Linked DNA regions of Homo sapiens: region 1 is linked to region 2. The links are chromatin loops, found by intact Hi-C in ENCODE. Cell type or tissue: HCT116. All regions are shown on one strand.

The links. Hi-C counts contacts between places; a loop is a spot of excess contacts. Peaks named below come from ENCODE experiments on the same cell type or tissue, not always from the same donor. Only the 100,000 strongest peaks of a DNase experiment are listed, where the experiment ranks them.
Region 1: it touches region 2 in a loop (17-fold over the local background); 53 of 110 quality-filtered maps call a loop at or near these places.

The regions. Positions count from the first base shown.
Region 1 is chr17:76,009,401-76,017,400 of GRCh38, forward strand. EVPL (envoplakin) reads right to left here. Exons shown (of 22, transcript NM_001988.4): 15 at 6,050-6,228; 16 at 5,827-5,965; 17 at 5,516-5,709; 18 at 5,026-5,176; 19 at 2,606-2,689; 20 at 2,372-2,482; 21 at 2,176-2,268; 22 at 1-1,143. Among named protein-coding and RNA genes, the nearest start is that of CDK3, 13 kb to the left of the region's middle. In HCT116, CTCF peaks have their summits at 4,983 (motif pointing right) and 5,183; a DNase peak (open chromatin) is centred at 4,951; H3K27ac peaks cover 662 bases.
Region 2 is chr17:76,294,356-76,302,355 of GRCh38, forward strand. All of the region lies in intron 3 of QRICH2 (glutamine rich 2), which reads right to left. Among named protein-coding and RNA genes, the nearest start is that of QRICH2, 9.9 kb to the right of the region's middle. In HCT116, a CTCF peak has its summit at 4,915; no DNase peak of the experiment used is centred here.

The DNA.
Region 1 (8,000 bases), 280 kb before region 2:
ACGCAGCACCTCGGGGCTCCTCTCATGCCTCACCACCTCCTGGGTCACCTCCTTGTACTCCACCGTGGGCTTCTGGGCCCGCAGGACCTCCAGGTCGGGCAGCAGCTTCTCCACCTCCTTCTCCACACCGCTCCTCTTGCCCGCCATCTCCTGCAGCTTGGCCTTGAGCCGAGTGATCTCCTGCTCTGTCTCCGGATCCACCTGGAAGATCTCGTGGACGCGCTCCTGGAGCTGCACTTTGGGCCTCTGCTTCTCCACCACGCTGTACTTGCTGTGCAGGTCGCTCAGCTCCCTGGCCAGCGTCGCGTTCTTGGTCCTCTCCTCCTCGAGGAGGCTCCTCAGCCTGGAGGACTCCTGGAGGAGCCCTGGGTCCTGCTCCACCTTCTTCACCTCCTTCACGATGACCTTGGGCTCCACCGAGCTGATAGCCCGCTCCAGGTCTTCGATGCGAGCCTGTAGCTTGGCCACAGCCTCCTCCGCCTGCTTCCTCCGCGCAGCATCCTCCTCCATCTGCAGCCTCAGAGCCTGGGCTGCCTTGACCATTTCCAGATTCTTCTCCACCTTGACTACCTCTTTCACCACGACCTTCTCCTTCACGTCCACCTCCCTCTTCTCAAGGGCCAGTAGCTCCTTCTTCAGCCCTTCCAGCCGGGCCGAGATGACGGCATCCTCCCCGCGGAGCTGCTGGATCTGGATCCTGAGCTGGGCCGCCTGGCTGTCCAGGCCGGGGTCCCTCTCCACCTGGGTGACCTCCTTGGTCAGCAGATGAGGCTGCATGGTCTTCCTCTTGCTTTCCAGCTGCACGACCTTCTGGGCTGCCACTTCCAGGTCTGCCTGCAGGCCAGCCCGCCGCTTGCCCTCCTCCTCCACCTGGGCCTTCACCCTGGACAGGCTGCCCTCCAGCTGGGGGTCCCGGTAGAACTCTACCACTTCCTTCTCCTCCAGCCTCTCCAAGGGCCGCTGGGTCCTCAGCTGCAGCAGTTGGCTCCTCTGCGCCTCCAGCTCATGCTGCACCCGGGCCACCCGCTTCCTCTCCTCTTCCAGCTGGGCCTTCAGGGCCTCTGACTCTCTCCCTGCTTGGGCAGGGCTCTCGGAGCCCTGCTTTGCATCATGGGTCCTTCGGATGTCCTCACTGAGCTCCTTCTGCAGAGAGGAAGAAGGGTAGAGCACGGGGTGGGCGGTAGAGATAGGAGCTCCATGTTTTTCCTGAGATGAAAGACCCCTCCCTGTTTCCTGAGACTCCCCAGTGGGTCCTCAGAGGTGGAGCTGAAGACCTAAGATGCTTGGATATAGGATTTTGAGAAGACCCAGTCAATGCAATGATTTTAGGACCCAAGGCAGTGCGCAGGCCTGGTTTGCATTAGAAAGTGCAAGTAAGGGCCAGGTGCAATGGCTGATGCCTTTAATCCCAACACTTTGGGAGGCCAAGGTGGGCGGATCACCTGAGGTCAGGAGTTCGAGACCAGCCTGATCAACATAGTGAAACCCCATCTCTACTAAAAATCCAAAAAATTAGCTGGGCGTGGTGACGCATGCCTGTAATCCCAGTTACTCAGGAGGCCGAGGCAGGAGAATCGCTTGAACCAGGGAGGCGGAGGTTGCAGTGAGCTGAGATTGTGCCACTGCACTCCAGCCTTGGTGATAGAGCGAGACTCCGTCTCAAAAAAAACAAAAAACAAAAAAAAAGTGCAAACAGGACAGGTTCTCCCTGTCCCTCCAGAACCTCTCCCTTTTCCCCTTCCATCCAGGGACCCTGACTGTGGCCGAGGGTAACAGAAAAGCTGGCAAGTCACCAGGAGTCCTGGAGAAGTTCTGGCTTGAGGGTGTGTAGGCCGAAGGTGGAGAGCCAGGTGGCTGAGGGTGAAGCTCTAGGGGATTTTCTCTGCTCTCTGGGGTTAGAGGTCTTGTCCCATTGGAGGATGCCCAGTGGCCATGAATGCCATCTCCAGGGCCTAACCCTGGGATGGACACCAGCCTGTAAGAGCTGCTGGAGAGAAAACTGGGTGGCTGGAATCCGCTCCCCTCTCCAGCAGCCAGAGCTGCCCAGGGGCTGCAGGCAGGAGGGAGAGGAGGGAAGGAGACTACCAGGGTGACAGCCTGGCATTTTGGGAATGGAGTGGGCATTCCTGGTTATTCCTGGCTATTGTGGGAAAGCTGTAGGTGTTGTCTGTGTACCTTCTCCAGCATTTTTCTAGCAAACTCCAGCTGCTGGAGCAGCTGCTGCTGTGCTGCTGCAACCTCAGTATAGGCCTTTGCAAGGTTCTTCTCCTGGAGAAGGCAGAGGGAGAGGGGAAGGGCAGAGTCAGCTCCTGCCTTGGACCCTACAGAGCTGGTGTCAAGGTCCACTGAGCCCCGCAAGGTCCCATCTCACCTGGGCTTGGATGCTCTCTTGCAGGGGAGCCACTCGGGGTCTCTTGGGGGCTGACACTGCCAGGGTGGGCTCCAAAGAGCAGCGGTAGGTGTCTGCCTGGAGCTCATAGTCCTGAGCAGGGAGGAAAGGACAGCAGGCTGGCAACCAGTGGGGGAGGCTGGGTGTGGGGGATAGGGCTGGAAGAGGGACAAGGGTGATGCATGGAGAGGGGCAAGCTGAAGGCAAGCTGCTTACCTGGAGCGCTGCCTGCAGGGCCTGGGAGAGGTGGGATGCTGTGGCCCTGTCCCGCTCTCGGCTCTGGATCTCCTGCGTCAGCCTCTGCCAGGGAAGAACCCAGAGTCAGGAGGCCAGGAAATGCCAATCACCCTGACTCTCCTCTAGCCAGTGCCTCCAGGGCCACAGTCAGGCAGAGCTGCCTCCCAGGGACAAGAAAGGGCAGGGAGGGAGACCTGGGCCAAACTCCCTCCTTTCCCTGACATCATTCTCTCTGCTTTTCCTCCTTCCTCTCCGAGGCACCTTGGCAGAATCCCTTTCTTTCCTTTTTTTTTTTTTTGAGACCAAGTCTCACTCTGTCACCCAGGTTGGAGTGCGTGATCTCGGCTCACAGCAGCCTCCTGGGTTCAAGCGATTTTCATGCCTCAGCTTCCTGAGTAGCTGGAATGACAGGTGCCTGCCACCATGCCAGGCTAATTTTTATATTTTTAGTAGAGATGGGGTTTCGCCATGTTGGCAAGGCTGGTCTCGAACTCCTGACCTCAGGTGATCCGCCAGCCTCGGCCTCCCAAAGTGCTGGGATTACAGGCATGAGCCACCTTTCTTTGGCCTTGTGCCCCTCAGAGTTCCGTTCTAGCACAGTAGTATCTGCGAGCATCACCTGGGGCCTGTGGGAGGCAGGCAGGCATGCAGGGCCCACCTGCACATCAGATCCAGCAGGTCCGGGTGGCCCTGAGAATTCATATTTCTTTCTTTTCTTTTTTTTTTTTTTTTTTTTGAGACGGAGTCTTGCTCTGTCGCCCAGGCTGGAGTGCAGTGGCGCTATCCGGACTCACTGCAAGCTCCGCCTCCTGGATTCACACCATTCTCCTGCCTCAGCCTCTCGAGTAGCCGGGACTACAGGTGCCCAGCACCGTGCCCGGCTAATTTTTTGTATTTTTAGTAGAGATGGGGTTTCACCGTGTTAGCCAGGATGGTCTCGATCTCCTGACCTTGTGATCCGCCCGCCTTGGCCTCCCAAAGTGCTGGGATTACAGGCGTGAGCCACCGCGCCCGGCCTGAGAATTCATATTTCTGATAAGTCCCCAGGTGATGCTGCTACAGCTCATCCAGAACCATGGCTCCAATTGGAAAGTTCTCAATACGGGATGCCCACTTTTATTCACCTGGGAACTTAATATACTGATGCTCTGACCACAATAATCCAACTTATTTGGTCTGGGGAGGGGTCCTGGCCTGGGGATGTTTTAAAAGCTCTCTGGGAGATTCTAGTTTGCAGCCAGGGCTGAGAATCTCTGTCCCAGGCCCCCTTCCCAATGTCACCTCCCTACTCTCTCCCCAGATATTCTCATTTTCCGGCAGTCCCAGACCCATCTTTGCTCTCACGAGCTCCTAGGGGAACCCCCAGCCCCAGTTCCCTCCCATATGCCTACGTCCACCTCCCCGCTGCCCTCGGCTGTCCTGGCCACCTCATTTCAGCATGACCCAGCCGGCCCCATTCCTCTCCCCAAATATGCTCTGTTTCCTGTGTTCCCGCCTCAAGTGGAGGTGCCCCCTCTTCCCAGTTGTCCCCAACAGAACCCTGGGCATCACCGGGCCCCGTCCATCTCACTCACTGTCCCCTTCAAGCAGTCACCAAGTCCACCTAATTCTGCCATCTCCATCTCAGATCTGCCCACCTCGCCCTGTGCCATGGTCCCTTCCCCGGCCAGGCCACCACTCTCTCTCCGCTGGATTTCCACCCTGGCTCCTCGTGGGCCTCCGTGTCTTCATTCCCACCCTCTTAGTCATTCTCTACATGGCAGCCAGAGCCAGCTTCTAAACACTGGCCTGGAAGCATCCCCTCCCCAGCAGCTTCTGGGGGCTGCAGGAGAGAGTGCAGCCTGGGTCCTGTGCCGGAAGGGCCTGTGTGGTCTGCCCATCTGGTCGCCCTCGCCCCTGAGTCCCCCTCCTTTCCCCTGACTGCCATGCCTTCTGCATGGGACATTTCATCCCTCCCCCGGCTACACTTGCTTCCTCCCACACTACCGATCCTGACCCGCAAGTGTGTCCAGCCTGGGGGCACCCACAGCACTCCAGCTTCTCCCACCAATGCTTGTCGGCATCACAGACCTCCCCCACCAGGCTGGGAGCTGCCAGGGTGCAGGGTTGTACCCCAGTGAACACATTGCCTGGTACATGGCAGGGGCTTGATGAGCATGAGAAAGTGGCCGGAACCCTCAGGGCTCTGTGGCCTGAGCTTGTAAATCCCACTGCCCCAGTCGGGCCAGACAGAGATGGGCTGGCCCCGTCTGTGGGCAAAGAGGAGCATTTCAGCTGGAGGCCAGGGAAGGGGCCCAGGGCCTCCGTGGCCTGGGCTTTGAAGCCCCTTAGAGCGCTTCTGAGCTTTGGCCACTAGGGGGCCACATGGGCACAGGCAGCTGTCCCTGCCCCAGCCTCACCTTCTGCGCCTGCAGCTTGTAGGCGATCTGGCTGGGGCCGTCGCTGGGCCGCACCTGGCTGCGGGGCAGGTGCTCCAGCCAGGAGCTCAGGTTATCCTTGCAGTTCTTGAACTGCTGGTAGGTGAGGGCGGCATCCTGCACCACCTTCTCCCTGCAGGAGGACGAGGCCCAGAACAGAGATAAGACCTGCCCCGTGGGGACAGGGGCAGGTGCACAGGGAGGCTGATGGGAGCCTCCTCCTGGGGGCAGGTCAGGAGGCCCGAGTGGCCTGCTGTGCAGATCCCCACTCCCTGACCCTGGGAATTCAGAGATGGGACAGTCTCTACCAGGCACCACCCTGGGAGGTAAGTGCTGTTGTTATCCCATTTTAGAGATGAGGAAACAGCTTCAGAGACGTGAAGTCACTAGCCCAGGATCACACAGCTTGTAGACAGCAATGCCTGGCTCTGCACCAGCCCACACCCTGTGCCCCGAGGACCCAGTCGCTCACCGCAGGTCCAGCTGGTCCCCTACGGCGTGGTAGCGGTCGGTGAGGGCTCGCACCTGGCGCTGCTGGCGAGGCAGGTCTTGGCAGAACTCCTGGAAGTTGTTCTGCAGGGCAGCGCATGCGTGCTCCGAGGCCTTCAGCGCGCGGTGTAGCCGCAGCACGCAGGTCTGCTGTTCCAGCAGCTCCCTCCGCTGGCGCTGCAGGAGGAGGGGACGCAGCCGTGCACCCTCGTGGCTGGGGAGACGCCGTGTCCACCCACCCGCCCCTGAATGCTGGGTTCCCCTGACACCAGGAGGCCCCGGCTGGTCCCTTACCTGCAGCTCGCTGACCCTCTCCTGCAGAGCCCCCGGTTCAGCAGGGATGGGGGCCTCCTGCACCAGGGTGGCCTCGAAGCCTCGGATGACCCTGTCCGCATCCTGGATCTGCCGCTCCAGATCCAGGGCAGCCTTGGCTCTGCCGCAGAGGAGGCAAGGCTCAGACACTCCCTGGGCCACACGCTGCTGCCCTGCGTGGCTGCCCTGTCCCCAGAGCACTCACTTCTCCCCGTAGAGGCTGCACAGAACCTGCACGTCACTGAACTTGTTCTTCACGCTGTTGAGGGCTACGGGCAGCTGCAGGGCAGCGGGGCCCACGGGCCGCGTGGACAGAAACGCCTCGCACTCCTTCTGGGCTGTCTCCTTCTCCGTTCCCAGGCTCTGCAGGCGCTGGGCTGTGCCCTAAAGAGGGGCGGGGTCAGGGATCTCTGGGCAGGTGGGTTCCGCCCGACTCTTCTACCAGGATACCCTAACTCTGCGCCCATGGAGGCAGTAGAGTGTGGTGGGTACATGCTTGGGCTCAGGCCAGAGAACTGCGTTCAGTCCTGGCGCTACTCGTTCCTCTGTGGATGACCTGGGGCAGAGCAAACTGTCTGACCCTCAGTCTCCTCATCTACAAAATGACTGATAGGAGGGGCCGGGCGCAGTGGCTCACACCTGTAATCCTAGCACTTTGGGAGGCCAAGGCGGGTGGGTTGCTTGAGGTCAGGAGATCGAGACCAGCCTGGCCAACATGGCGAAACCCTGTCTCTACTAAAAATACAAAAATTAGCCGGCCGTAGCAGCGCGCACCTGCAATCCCAGCTACCCAGGAGGCTGAGGCAGGAGAATTGCTTGAACCCCAGGAGGTGGGGGTTGCAGCAAGCTGAGATCACACCGCTGCACTCCAGCCTGGCAGACAAGAGCAAGACTCCATCTCAAAAAAATAAAATAAATAAAAAAGAATGATTGATGGGAGGATGACACAAGAGCCTGTGTCCTGAGCTCAGCAGTGAGCGCCAGGCACAGTTACCTACAGTCATCTTCATGTCACTGTCCTGCTCACAAGACCATCAGGTCCCCTGGCCCTGTCGCTCCAGCCAAAGCCCTGGCTCTGCCCACTAGGGACTGTTGCCCTCATTCTTTCATCAGTTATTCACTCATCTGCCTGGTCCATCACCGAGCAGTGCTGACTCTGCACCAGGCACCACCCACCGCCCAGTCTAACTGGGCTTCTCCTGGACCCCAACACCGCTGATGTGGCAGATGCTATGACTTCAAAACCTAAGGACCCAGCTTCTTGGGAGGTGAAGACAGGGGGATTGTTTGAGACCAGGAGGTTGAGGCTACAGTGAGCCTTGATCATGCCACTGGCCCTCCAGCCTGGGCAACAAAGCAAGACCCCGTCTCAAAATAATAATAATATGGCCAAGTGCAGTAGCTCATGCCTGTAATCCTAGCACTTTGGGAGGCCAATGCGGGAGGATCGCTTGAGCTCAGGAGTTTGAGACCAGCCTGGGCAACATGGCAAAACCCCATCTCTACCAAAAAAATTAGCTGGGCTCAGTGTTGTACCTGTGGTCCCAACTACTCGGGAGGCTGAGGTGGGAGGATCACTCAAGCCTGGGAGGTGGAGGTTGCAGTGAGCTGAGATTATACCATTGCACACCACTGCACTCCAGCCTGGGTGACAAAGTGAGACCCCATCTCATAAAACAAAAAACAGACCAGGTGCGGTGGCTCACGCCTGTAATCCCAGCACTCTGGGAGGCCGAGATGGGTGGATCACTTAAGGTCAGGAGTTCGACATCAGCCTGGCCAACATGGTGAAACCCCATCTCTACTAAAAATACAAAAATTAGTTGGGCATGGTGGTGTGTGCCTGTAATCCCAGCTACTCCGGAGGTTGAGGCAGGAGAATTGCTTGAACCTGGGAGGCAGAAGTTGCAGTGAGCCAAGATCGTGCCACTGCACTCCAGCCTGGGTGATGCAGAGAGACTTTGTCTCAAGAAAAGAAAAGAAACTGGTTTGGAAGGATAACCCAGACTGCGGCCCGGTGTGGGTTTCACTCTGAGCACTTTTGGGAGTGTTGAGTCCACGTGCTGTTCTTGGGTAAGGAGTTTACACAATGCTGCAACCTCCCCAGGTAGGCTCCCCCTTGCAGCCAGGGGACATCTCTTCCTAAGATTCTCCAG
Region 2 (8,000 bases):
GGAGGTTGCCGTGAGATTGTGCCATTGTGCTCCAGCCTGGGTGACAAGAGTGAAACTCCATCTCAAAAAAAAGAAAAGGAAAAGAAACACACTGACGTTCTGGGAGGCTAGGTCTCCATATTTTTGAGACTCTGCATATTTGAAAATGGCATGTACAAAAATATGTAATTTTTGTGGCCAGGTGCGGTGGCTTATGCTTATAGTCCCAGCACTTTGGGAGGCCAAGGCGGGTGGATCATTTGAGGTCAGGACTTTGAGACCTGCCTGGCCAACATGGCAAAACCCCATCTCTACTGAAAATACAAAAATTAGCTGGGTGTGATAGTGCATGCCTGTAATCCCAGCTACTCAGGAGACTGAGGCAGGAGAATCGCTTGAACCCGGGAGGTGGAGGTTGCAGTGAGCCGAGATTGCACCATTGCACTCCAGCCTGGGTGACAGAGTGAGACTCCTTCTCAAAAAAAAAAAAAAAAGTGTAATTTTTCTTCATAAAAGATGGGGAAAACTGCAAAATACAAGTGATCTCTCTGGACTTTTGCTTAGCCTTTAAATAAAGGACATAAGTAATTTATTAAGTTTAAAATATAAAGTCTGGGTCTGGCACGGTGGCTCATGCCTGTAATCCCAGCACTTTGGGAGGCCGAGGTGGGCAGATCACAAGGTCAAGAGATTGAGACCATCCTGGCCAACATGATGAAACCCCGTCTCTACTAAAAACAAATAAATAAATAAATAAATAAATAAATAAATAAAATTAGCTGGGTGTGGTGGCACGTGCCTGTCGTCCCAGCTACTTGGGAGGACAAGTCATGAGAATCGCCTGAACCCAGGAGGCAGAGGTTACAGTGAGCTGAGATCGCACCACTGCACTTCAGCCTGGGTGACAGAGCAAGACTCCATCTCAAAAAATAAATAAATAAAATAAAATAAAATATAAAGTTTGCTCCATTGTTGACCCATTGCTGCTGATAAAAGTGTATACTGGAATGCATGTAAACCATATATTTAAAATGTATAGGCTGGGCACAGTGGCTCACGCCTGTCATCCCAGCATTTTGGGAGACCAAGGCAGGTGGATCATTTGAGGTCAGGAGTTCAAGACCAGCTTGGCCAACATGGTGAAACCTGGTCTCTACTAAAAATATAAAATATTAGCCAGGTGTGGTACTGCACACCTGTAATCCCAGCTACTCAGGAGAATCACTTGAACCCAAAAGGCAGAGGATGCAGTGAGCCGAGATCACGCCACTGCACTCCAGCCTGTGCAACAGAGCGAGACACCATCTCAAAAAGAAATAAATAAATAAAATGTAAACATGCAAACCCATGGACCCAGAAACTCCATAGACAGGAATTTTCTCTATGAATCCTCACCAAAGGATGCCAAGCTATACATACAATGATGGGGTCTGCAGCATCTTGATAAAATAGATCATCAATAAGGGACTGAGATATTTCTGGTCACCAATACAGTAGATGCTATGAATCCATGAAAAAGAAGAATGAACCACTGCCATTTCCAGCCAAGATGAAGTTAACAGGGGCTGGATTTACCCTCCTGTCTGTGACAAGAAAAAACAAAACTGAGGCTGGGCGCAGTGGCTCACGCCTGTAATCCCAGCACTTTGGGAGTCCGATGTGGGTGGATCATGAGGTCAGGAGTTCAAGACCAGCCTGACCAACATGGTGAAACCCCGTCTCTACTAAAAATACAAAAACTAGCTGGGTGTGGTGGCACATGCCTGTAATCCCAGCTACTTAGGAGGCTGAGGCAGGAGAATTGCTTGAACCCAGAAGTCGGAGGTTGCAGTGAGCCGAGATAGCACCATTGCACTCCAGCCTGGGAGACAGAGTGAGACTCTATCTCAAAAAAACAAACAAACCCAACAACAGCTATGAAACGGTGGTTTCCTACATACTGGATATCAAGTTATGAAGGACAATAATCCCCAAGCGGTGGAGAAAGGAAAACTGGGAAGCCTGTATCACCCTGGCTTGCTGCCTTGCTGGAGTTTCCAGACTGCAGTGCAGGGAGGGGGAATTGAGGTGGAGTCTGGCAGACTCTCTGAGTTGAGGAGACAGAAGTGAGCATTCAGGGAGATTCAGGCAACTGAAGGTCACAGGATAGAGTATCAGAAAGAAGGGAGTTATCCAGGCGTGGTGGCTCATGCCTGTAATCCCAGAACTTTCAGTGGGTGGATTACCCGAGGTTAGCAGTTTGAGACCAGCCTGGCCAACAAGGCGAAACCCCATCTCTACTAAAAATACAAAAGTTAGCCAGGCACAGTGGCACATGCTTGTAGTCGCAGCTACTTGGGAGGCTGAGGCAGGAGAATCACTTGAACCCAGGAGGCGGAGGTTGCAGTGAGCTGAGATCACACCACTGCACTCCGGCCTGGGCAACAGAGCATGGCTCTGTCTCAAAAAAAAAAAAAAAAAAAAATAACCAGAAAGAAGGGAGATGACAGAAAGCCCACTCCCACTCCAGAGGTCTGTGGAGGATCCCCTCCGAGTGATGAGCACGCATTTGATGAGTACATGCATGTGGGGAGACGTCCCAAGATTGGGGAAAGAACCACCTGCAGGGCTTGAAGAAGCAGTGCCCTGCCTGCCATGGGGCTGGAAATGGTGCCTGTTCTTATCAACCAGTTTGGAAAAACTCATCATTCAAGTAGCACAGAGCAGAGTGTACTCAGAAAAGTGTTGCCTCAGAAATGGAGAATAATCAGCCCTAGACTGAACACACCTATGGACCCACCTAACAAATCATAAAATCATAAAAGCAAGGCCTGAAGCAATCAAACTGTTTTTAAGTAGCTGTGTCCTGGGGGAAACAGGCTCAATAAAATGTATAAGAATACAAAAATATGGCCGGGTGTGGTGTCCCACACCGGTAATCCCAACACTTTGGGAGGCCAACGCGGGAGGATCACCTGAGTGCAGGAGTTCGGAACCAGCCTGGCCAACATGGTGAAACCCCGTCTCTACTAAAAATACAAAAATTAGCCAGGCATGGTGGCACACACCTGTAATCCCAGCTACTCAGGAGGCTGAGGCAGGAGAATCGCTTGAACCCAGGAGGCGGAGATTGCAGTGAGCAGAGATTGTGCCACTGCACTCCGGCCTGGGCGACACAGCAAGACTCCATCTCAAAAGAAAAAAAAAATACAAAAATATGTACCATCCAATGCAGGAAAAGTCACAATGGCTGGCACCTGATCAAAGATTGCCAGGCATACAAAGAGGCAGGAAGACATGACCCATAATGAGGAGATAACTCAACCAACTGAGACCAACTCAACACTGGCATATGTGTTAGAATTAGCAGAGATGGATATTAAAACAGTTATTATGGCTACACACACACAAGCACACACTTTAGAGACAGGGTCTCACTCTGTCACTCAGTCTGGAGTGCAGTGGCATGATCACAGCTCACTGCAACCTTTAACTCCTGGGCTCAAGCAATCTTCCCCCTTCAGCCTCCCAAGTAGCTAGGACTACTTAGGAATCTGTTTTTTTTTTTTTTTTTTTTTTTTTTGAGACAGAGTCTTGCTGTGTCACCCAGGCTGGAGTGCAGTGGCACAATCTCAGCTCACTGAAACCTCCGCCTCCAAGTTTCCAGTGCCTCAGCCTCCTGAGTAGATGGGATCACAGGCACGCACCACCATGCCCGGCTAATTTTTTGAATTTTTCAGTAAAGATGGGGTTTCACCATGTAGGCCAGGCTGGTCTTGAACTCCTGACTTCAGGTGATCCATCCACCTCAGCCTCCCAAAGTGCTGGGATTACAGGCATGAGCCACGCTGCCTGGCTTTCTGGCTAATTTTTTTTTTTTTTTTTTTTGAGACGGAGTCTCACTCTGTCACCCAGGCTGGAGTGCAGTGGTGCAATGTCGGCTCACTGCAAGCTCCACCTCCCGGCGCCATTCTCCTGCCTCAGCCTCCCGAGTAGCTGGGACTACAGGCGCCCACCACCACGCCCGGATAATTTTTTTGTATTTTTAGTAGAGACGGGGTTTCACCGTGTTAGCCAGGATGGTCTTGATCTCCTGACCTGGTGATCCGCCCGCCTCAGCCTCCCAAAGTGCTGGGATTACAGGCATGAGCCACTGCCCCCGGCCACGTGACCTTTTAAAAACTTTTTGTAGAGACGGGGTCTTAATATGTTGCCTAGGCTGGTCTCAAACTCCTGGCCTCAAGCACTTCTCCCGCCTTGACTTTAAGTACTGGAATTAAAGGCGTGAGCAACCATGTCTGACCTCTTTGTCTTTTTTTTAAGACAGAGTCTCGCTCTGTCGCCCAGGCTGGAGTTCAGTGGCGCGATCTCGGCTCACTGCAACCTCTGCCTCCCGGGTTCAAGCGATTCTCCTGCCTCGGCCTCCCGAGTAGCTGGGATTACAGGCGCATGCCACCACGCCCGGCTAATTTTTATATTTTTAGTAGAGATGGGGCTTCACCATATTGGTCAGGCTGGTCTCAAATTCCCGACCTCAAGTGATCCGTCTGCCTCGGCTTCCCAAAGTGCTGGAATTATAGGTGTGAGCCACAGCGCCCGGCCCTGAGTGTAGTTTTTATTTGCTTTTGTAGCTTTTCAAACTTTCTTTACAGTCTGTCCTGAAATGCAGGGATCTTTCCTTATTAGTGGGCCATGGTGACAGACCCTGGAAATAAAACTTCTGTAGGGGGCCCTCTGCTGATGGCAACTTTTGCACACAGGCATGCATCTGTCTGTCTTGAGACAGTGTACAGATGACCAAATTGTTTTCCGATCGCCAACCTACCTTCACCTGAATAAAATCAAGCTGAATATGTTCAAATGGCCCTCAAAGATGAGGCTTAACTTCCCTTTTGGTCTTGACATCCCTCCCGCTGGCTTTGGGCTAGTGGGTTATCAAAACAAGCAAGCCAACTTTGAGGGCCATTTGAAAATGTAGACGGAAGCAGGGTGAAGAGTAAAGCTTTTGGCGCCACCAAGTGGCCATCTTGGGGAGCGCCAAATATCTGGGTACAAAAGACAACCTGGGATCTCCAGGACCATTTTCTGATTTCAGGGCTCATTCTCAGAGGAAAGCGGCATCAGAAAGATGTTGCAAGAGGGGCCGGGCGCGGTGGCTCCAGCCTGTAATCCTAGCACTTTGGGAAGCCGAGGCGGGCGGATCACCTGAGGTCAGAAGTTCGAGCCCAGCCTGGACAACATGGTGAAACCCTGTCCCTAGTAAAAATACAAAAATTAGCTGGGCGTGATGGTGGGCGCCTGTAATCTCAGCTACTCGGGAGACTGAGGCAGGAGAATCATTTGAACCCAGGAGGTGAACGTTGCAGTGAGCCAAGATTGCGCCACTGCACTCCAGCATGGGCGACAAAGCAAGACTGTCTCAAAAAACAAAACTAAACGATATTGCAAGAGGACCCTGAACACAAAAGGAATGGACTAGAAAAAAGTGGCCTCCACTTTCACTTTTTTAAAGCCAAACCTTTTTTTTTTTTGAGACGGAGTTTCGCTCTTGTTGCCCAGGCTGGAGTGCAGTGATGCGATCTCGGCTCACTGCAACCTCCGCCTTCCGGTGGTTTCAAGCGAGTCTCCTGCCTCAGCCTCCCGAATAGCTGGGACTACAGGCACACACCACCACGCCCAGCTAACTTTTTGTATTTTTAGTAGAGACGGGGTTTCACCATGTTGGTCAGGATGGTCTCGATCTCTTGACCTTGTGATCTGCCTGCCTCGGCCTCCCAAAGTGCTGGAATTACAGGCGTGAGCCACCGCACCTGGCCAAGCCAAATCTTTTTTGCACATGCCACTATCGTACTGTTTTTACCGAGCAGTACATCTTCTCAGGGTGATGGCGGCAGACACCATGAGACTTACACATAAGCATAGACACCTTTAAACATTTTTACTTCTCCAGAGGTAAGAAAGCATGTGCGTTTGATTACTGCTCATAATTATGAACAACTCCAAAAGCAAATAAAGATAAATATAAATATTAAAAGATTGTTGAGAAGCAAGAGAACAAGCTCTGGTAATGGCCACTTCAGCCCTCGCACAGACCAGGATGAAAGCAGTGGGGGAGTGCCACTAGCCCCAGGTAAGCACATACAACACACCTGAGACAAATATGACCTGAGACCAATTTGACCTGCCTGCATGGTTGGTAGAGTCCTTTAGCATAAACGTAAAATAAAGATTTTGAAACTGGGTGTTAACCTCCATTATGGGTTTTGGCAGACAGTGGTGACTTTATGGAAATTGTGCGGTGTGCCTGCATCATGAGTAGAGGGCCAGGATTGAGACTGGGTGCAGTGGCTCAATCCCAGCACTATGGGAGGCCAAGGCTGGCAGACTGCTCGAGGCCAGGAGTTTGAGACCAGCCTGGGCAACATGGCAAAAACCTTTCTACAAAATACAAAATATGACCAGGCATGGTGGCTCACGCCTGTAATCCCAGCACTTTGGGAGGCCAAGGCAGGCAGATCACCCGAGGTCAGGAGTTTAAGACCAGCCTGGCCAACACGGTGAAACCCCATCTTTACTAAAAATACAAAAAAATTAGCCGGGCGTGGTGGTGGGCACCTGTAATCCCAGCTACTCGGGAGGCTGAGGCAGGAGAATCACTTGAGCTCGGGAGGTGGAGGTTGCAGTGAGCCAAGATCATGCCACTGCACTCCAGCCTGGGCAACAGAGCAAGACTCTGTCTCAAAAATGCAAAATATTAGTCAGGTGTGGTGGCATGCACCTGTAGTCCCAGGTACTCAGGAGGCTGAGGTGAGAGGATCACTTGAGTCCAGGAGGTCGAGGTTGCAGTAAGCCCTTATGGTACCACTGCACTCCAGCCTGGGCAGCAGAGCAAGACTGTCTCAAAAATATTTTTTCTTTAACATGCCCTAACATTACAACAAATGAGCCAAAATCTTGAACAAAATATATGATAGGCCAGGGCGGTAGCTCATGCCTGTAATCCCAGCCCTTTGGGAGGCCGAGGCGGGTGGATCACTTGAGCTCTGGAGTTTGAGACCAGCCTGGGCAACATGACAACACCTTGTCTCTACTAAAAATACAAAAATTAGCTAGGTATGGTGGTACGCACCTGTGGTCCCAACTACCGGGGAGGCTGAGGCAGGAGGATTGCTTGAGCCCCAGAGGGGAAGGTTGCAGTGAGCCGAGATCACACCACTGCACTCCAGCCTGGGTGACGACAGAGACTCTGTCTCAAAAAAAATGAAGAAGTCCATTTGGGACTCAAAATACATTCACTGATTCTAAGATGGACATCCTGCCCCGACACCCACACATACATTTTAACATCTCTGAAATCAGGATGTATCTTAGAGTTGGTGGTGTTTTATAATTTTTTTTTTTTTTTTTGAGACAGGGTCTCACTCTGTCACCCAGGTTGGACTGCAGTGGTGCAATCTCGGCTCACTGCAACCTCTGCCTCCCAGGTTCTATAGATTCTCCTGCTTCAGCCTCCCAAGTAGCTGGGATTACAGGCTCCTGCCACCACACCTGGCTAATTTTGTGTGTGTGTGTGTGTGTGTGTGTGTGTGTGTGTGTGTGTGTGTGAGACAGAGTCTCACTCTGTCAGCTAGGCTGGAGTGCAGTGGCACGATCTTAGCTCACTGCAACTTCGTTTCCCGGGTTCAAATGATTTTCCTGCCTCAGCCTCCCAAGTGCTTGGGATTACAGGCATGTGCCACCACACCCGGCTAATTTTTGTATTTTTAGTAGAGATGGCGTTTCACCATGTTGGCCAGGCTGGTCTCCAACTCCTGACCTCAGGTGATCCCCCACCTCAGCCTCCCAAAGTGCTGGGATTCCAGCTGTGAGCCACCGCGCCGGCCGGCACTCATTATTTATAATTCCTGTCATCCTCAGAAATGACAGGAGTCTCATCTGATGCCCTTAATGAAAACTGTACCGACCTTTCTAGGACCCCGTTTCCCCCCCACCCCACCCCCACCTCTGTAGCTGTCATGTCCATTTGTCTAGGACTTCAAGGT